Linked DNA regions of Homo sapiens: region 2 is linked to region 1. Evidence: chromatin loops called from intact Hi-C (ENCODE). Cell type or tissue: heart left ventricle. All regions are shown on one strand. Each heading gives the region's core, and the rest is flanking DNA. Links, peaks and the distances in the headings are about the cores only. Region 1 has its middle 67 kb from the start of ARHGAP22-IT1. Region 2 overlaps ARHGAP22 (Rho GTPase activating protein 22).

Region 1 (2,912 bases), core at 100-2,599:
CTGAGCCAAGGCCATGGGAAACGTCTGTTCACCGTACTCCAGGTGCCTATGCCTCACTCTGGGCGCCTGCCCAGCTCCCTTCCAGCCCCCGCTTCCCTGCTGTTCACCCCCCTACTCTGGCTTATCCACAGACTTGAAGGCTCCATTAGGGCAAATCCCTCCAGAAAGCCTTTCCCACCCACAGGGCACCCAGGCCAGGCCCAGCTGGAGCTCCTGGACTGTGCTTCAGGAGGCAGCACAGCAGCGCCTCTGGGACCAGCAGTGTCAGACCACTGTCTTCACCTGCTCCCCTCACGGTGTCCTGATGTGTGGCTGGCCCCTTGCTGCCCCTGAGCAGTAACCTGCAGGGGTTTGTTCAGGGAGCAGTGGTCACCAGAGCGCCCAGTTTCTGACCACAGCCTCTAGAAATGTCACTCAGGCCCAACGAGCTCCATCTAGAGTCAGGTATAAATGTTGCCCACATCTGATGCTTTAAATGCCAGGGGCTCAGTGCTCCCAGGAAATGCTGGCTTCCTGCCAGGAAGGCAGGCCCGCAGGGTGAGGCAGGCAGGGCAGCTCCCACAGTGTGGCCAGCTACCCATTGTCTCCAGGCAGCTACCAGGGGCTCGTCCACCAGGAGGCGGGCACCTGCTCAGGGCCCTCAGCAGCATCAAGGTCTGGATGCCGGAGCTCAGGAGGGGCTGGGGAGAGTGGCGTCTGTCTTTGCTCGGCCACTGACACGCGAGCCAGCCGTCTGGGTGATGGGATTTTTCCCTGGTGTTGAGATGCTACCCTCCCCTCTACTCAAGGAGAGAGAAGAGAATAGGAGGTGACTTTGAGTCCTCACAGCAATGCAGTGAAGTAGAAAATTGGCCCTATTATCCATATTCAGAGGAGAAACGGAGGCTTGGAGAAATTGGGTGGGAACAGCAGTGCGTCCTGATGACCCTGTTGAGTTTTCTCGCCACAGCTATGGAATTCTGCTGATTTTTGACCTGGAGAGAAAATGCCACCAGGCTATCAAAGGAGCAGAGGAGACTGAAATGGGTTTCCCATGATGAAAGGAAGCTTGTCTGTCTGTCTCAACCATTAATCCTGGCAAAGGCTTAGGCTCCTGCTGAGTCCCCAGTAGGGATAGGAGCTCATGAATGCCTGAGCCACATCTGCCACCTGTTGGCTAAGTAGGATCTGCAAATGGCATTCTTATCTCAAAATGAATTGGCATGATTATTCAGTTCTGTTCTCCAATCTCTGTGTAACCAGCACTGGGCATCTTATCTGTAAAACATCTGACTTGACTGTCAGGCACACTGAGTGACAGAGGCTGACCTGTCGCGGGGGCTCTAGTATCCCCACCACTACCCACTTCTCTCAATTGAGTTACATTTGCTGAACCTGGTCCCAAACTGACAGATTCCCATTGTACTTGTTATTGTAATTACATCATTTAATATGAAGTAGACTCATGAATTACATGAATTATGAACATGAAAAGGTAGGGAATTGATTCATCGAAACCCTAGAATGCTTTAGACAGACTCAGTAGAGGCACGTTGCTAAAAAATATTGTCAAATTAAGCATGGATGAGTGAAACATGCAATAGCGAGAAATGGGAAGAATCTGGGATTCTGCTCTCAGAATACTTCAACAGTGTCGTAAAACTTGTGTTTGACTTTAAAGAAATACTGGAAATTGTGAATGTCTCACTAAAAAAACAAAGAGTTGTCTTATGTTAAAAGAATAACAAATGAATGCACATGTTCTTTAAAGTTAAAATACAATTTTATGGGTATGTGTGTGTGAGAAACAGAAATAGAAAGAAAAGGAAGATTCCTTGTCTTAATTGGCTTTTGAGTGATGGACCAGGAATGAATCTTATTCCTGAAGGAATTTCGGAATGGAACCCATATATCCATGTTTCCCTGGTCTGTGGGTAAAAATGGAGTCAGTAACAACATTTCCCGGACTCTCTCCTTCTCCTTTTGATGCAGAACCCCAGGCCCCTGCAGAGCCCTCCCAGTATCCTAAGTAATTCTCTCACGGGTGTCTTGAGTTCCTAGCTAAGCAGCTGTGACATTGCCACACACTGCTGCTGTGTCTCCTTACTCCTGCCTCCACCAAGAACCCCCACTTGCACCAGGATTGCCATCCTTTTCTACCAGCCACATTGCTACTACTTCTGTCTCCCAAAGCAAGCCCCGCAACACTTGAGCACAGGGGTCTCACAATGTGTTGCAGTCTGTGAAGAAGTGGGGTAGGGTAGGATGGGGTCATGAAAAGCCTAGCAGGGGCCAGATACTCTGAGGGCCTATCGCCCATGGTGAGAGGTTATTTTTATTCTAAGGGAAATAGGAAAGCATTTGAGAGCTTTACATTAACTCACATGAATTGACTTCCATTTTGATAATGGAAGGGGAAAGAGAAAGCTTTTGAAAGATGGGAACTCTTGAGCATGTCTGTACACTGCTGCGAATGACCCAAATGACAGGGAGAGAGCTGCAGGCAGGTTCATAGGAATGCACAGCGGTCTTTGAGAAGTCCTGAAAAATGCCAAACATGATTACCTTACATAGCATCCCCCAGCTTTTGTGCAGGAGACGTTTTTATTCCCATAAAGCTTCTCAAGCAGAACACAGCAGTTTCCAAGCAAAGACTCCAGAGCCCGCCTGCCCAGATGCGCATCCTGCCCCTGCCGCATGTGACAAGCTGGCTTGATGACCCCACTCCAAGACAGCTAAATCTCTATGCTATCTGGGCATTGGGTCTTAACCCAATGGTTTCATAAATCCCAAGCCCCTGCACTCAGGCCACAGCTGGTTAAAAAGCTCACCAGTTTAGTAAACCAGCAGCAGCTGGCCCAAAATGCCTGGTAGAGACGTGTTTTTCTATAATTATTTCCTCTTTCCCTTCTTTCAGTGAGCTTTTGATAAAT
Region 2 (2,912 bases), core at 236-2,735, 49 kb before region 1:
GGAGGGCGCAGCTCCTTGACGAAGGCTCTCACCCAGGGAAGGATTCTGTAATGTACATTTGAGCTGAGGCTTTAAATGAGAGGGAGTCAGCCATGCAAGGAGGTGGGAGGGCATTTGGAGCACCTGAGAGAATGCAAAGTTTCTGGTGGGAAGAGGGTGAGCTTGAGGGAGAGAGGGTGCTAGAGTGGCTGACAGCAGGACATGGGCCGGGGGAGGAGAGGTGGTCCGAGGGACCTGGAGGCCCACAGTCACATCAGAGTTGGGTTTTATTCCAAGAACAGTAGGCCCTCTGAAGGGTTTCCAGCAGTTGTGCTTTGCCCTTAAGGGGCTGCTTTTCTTTGCTGGAGAGGTGGACAGATGGGTGGATGGATAGATGGGTGGATGGATGGACGGACAGATGGATGGATAGATAGATGGGTAGACAAATGAGCAGATGGATAGATGGGCAGATGAACAAGTGGACAGATGGATGGAGAAATGGGGGAGATGGGCAGATGAACAGGTGGCATCGGCACAGGCGTAGCCCCTTGCTCTGTACTTACTGAGCAAAGTTTGGTGCTCATTGCCTCCCTCTGCCCTCCAGGGCTGCCTGAGGTGTGAGCTCCTGAAACCACATCCTGGGAGGGGCGACTGCTGCTGGAGGAGAGGAGACCAGGCTAGGTGAAGGAGCTGCTTCCTGCTCCCTTTGTCCCAGAGGCAAGGGAGACACCATAAAGGCAGCAGCTGACTGGCGCACAGAATCCACAACAGCTGAGTTCAAATCCTGGCTGTGCCATTTCCCAGCGTGGTGACCCTGGGCCACTGAAAGCTCACGGAGCGTCAGCTTCTCTGTCTGTGACACAGACCATGTGTCTACCTTAGAGGATACGGAGGTGCTTACCAAGTACCACGTGCAGGTGCCGTGCCCAGCCTCTGGCTTCTTGGTCTCATTCCATCTTCACCACAGTCCTGGGAGGTGGGTTTAGTTATTGGCCTTGTTTTGCTGATGAGAAAATGGAAACAGAAAGATTAAGTAACTATCTCAAGACCATGTGGCATAAGCACTTACATCAGGCTTCTCCCATGCATTCATTAATCTCCAATACCTGGTGGGTGGGTCCACCTGGAGAGAACCCTGAGGCATAAAGCTAGTGGCACTGAGCTGGGGTTCCCACATGCCAGATAAATAGGATGGACACTCCCCCCACCTCAGGGAGTCAAGAACACAGCAGGACAAGTGCACAGGGTGGCAGGCACAGATGCGGATGCAGAACAACCACGCCGACCTCCCACTGGCGGGGATCCCAGCAAGTCCTTCTTGCCCCGCCCCAGACAGTCCCAGCCTTCGGGCACTGATAAATGCAGAAGTTCCCCAGGAGAGACAAAAGGCCTCAGCCTGATGCCCACAGGCAGAGCACACAGGCAGCCGAGTGGCCGCAGCCCTGCAGTGGAGGAGTGCCTCGTGCACCTGGTGGTTTTCTGCACCCCAACAGGTGTGTCTGGCCACTGCTCCTCTCACTGCAGCCCCCGCTGCTCCACACCATGCCCTTCTGGCCCATCAGGTGTCTGAAGAGGAGCAGGCGTATGCCCAGGGGTAAGTGGATAGCTGGAGTCACTGGCAGGCTGTGAGGACCAGGCTGGGAGACTGGGGAGGGCGATTAACCCTTGAAAGGGAAGTGGTGTTTGGTGGCCGCAACCAGGTAAAGAGAAATGAAAGACATGAATGAAGACTGGGAGGACAGCAGGGAGGTTCAGCCTGGTACATCTGGCAGGGTGAGGCCGCCGCTAGGGATCCTGTGCAGGAACCTCCAGCTGGCTCATTGCCCAGGGCTAACACCACACACACAGGCAGGTCTCAGGATGCCTGAGAGTGTGGTTGGCAAAATAATGGCCCATCAAAGGCAACATACACCGCCAGCCCCAGTCCACACTGTTCCTCACTGTAGCCACCAGCCACATGTGGCTGCTAAGCACATGAAACGTGGCTAGTCCAAATTGAGATGTGTTGTTAGTGCTAAATATACACTAGATTTTTAAGACTTTGTACAAATATATGTATAATATCTGAATAATTTTAATTGACATGTTGAAATTAATGCTACTATTGTAGATATATTGGAATAAACAAAATATTAGGTTGGTGCAAAAGTAATTGCTGTTTTTGCCATTGAAAGTAATTTATTTTTGGCTGAGTGCAGTGGCCTGTAATCCCAGCACTTTGGGAGTTGAGGTGGGCGGATCACCTGAGGTGAGGAGTTTGAGACCAGCCTGGTCAACATGATGAAACCCCATCTCTACTAAAAATACACAATTTAGCTGGGTGTGGTGGTAGGTACCCATAATCCCAGCTACTCGGGAGGCTGAGGCAGGAGAATCACTTGAACCTGGGAAGCGGAGGTTGTAGTGAGCCAGGATTGTGCCACTACACTCCAGTTGGGGCAAAAAGAGTGAAACTCCATCTTGAAAAAAAAAGAAAGTAATTTATTTTGTATATACTTTAAACATAAATACAGCTGTTCCTTTTTACTTTTTGAGTGTAGCTGCTAAAACATTTGAAGTTTCACATGTAGCTCACATTATATCTCTGTTGGATCACACTGCTCTAGACGGCTGCATCTAGACACTTGGCCTTCACCCCTGACACCCAGCTGCTAGGGCCCTCCGAGGGCTTCTGTGCTCTAGGCAGCCAGGAGAGTGACAGTGGGCCCTGTGACAAATCATACATTGCTGCTGCCACTTTTAAAAAATATTTTTTTAAAAAAAAGTTTTAAAAAATATTTTTCAATAAACCTTGGTAAAGAAGGGTTAAGTCAGATATATAATTTGATCAATTGACAACTTTTTCACCTGAACATAATGGAATAAGTCCCAGCAGCTTACAAAATGCTTTCACACATATCAGTTACCCTTTTTTCTTTTTCTTATGAAAATGT

Evidence for each region. Hi-C counts contacts between places; a loop is a spot of excess contacts. Peaks named below come from ENCODE experiments on the same cell type or tissue, not always from the same donor. Only the 100,000 strongest peaks of a DNase experiment are listed, where the experiment ranks them.
Region 2: it touches region 1 in a loop (1.9-fold over the local background); 14 of 110 quality-filtered maps call a loop at or near these places.

What each region holds. Positions count from the first base shown.
Region 1 is chr10:48,442,733-48,445,644 of GRCh38, reverse strand. It overlaps a transcript of ARHGAP22 not described here. Among named protein-coding and RNA genes, the nearest start is that of ARHGAP22-IT1, 67 kb to the left of the region's middle. RefSeq lists an enhancer at 1-477 and a silencer at 1,025-1,319. In heart left ventricle, for the core only: a CTCF peak has its summit at 1,151 (motif pointing left); no DNase peak of the experiment used is centred there.
Region 2 is chr10:48,492,100-48,495,011 of GRCh38, reverse strand. All of the region lies in intron 3 of ARHGAP22 (Rho GTPase activating protein 22), which reads left to right. Among named protein-coding and RNA genes, the nearest start is that of ARHGAP22-IT1, 18 kb to the left of the region's middle. In heart left ventricle, for the core only: no CTCF peak of the experiment used is centred there; DNase peaks (open chromatin) are centred at 1,319 and 1,782.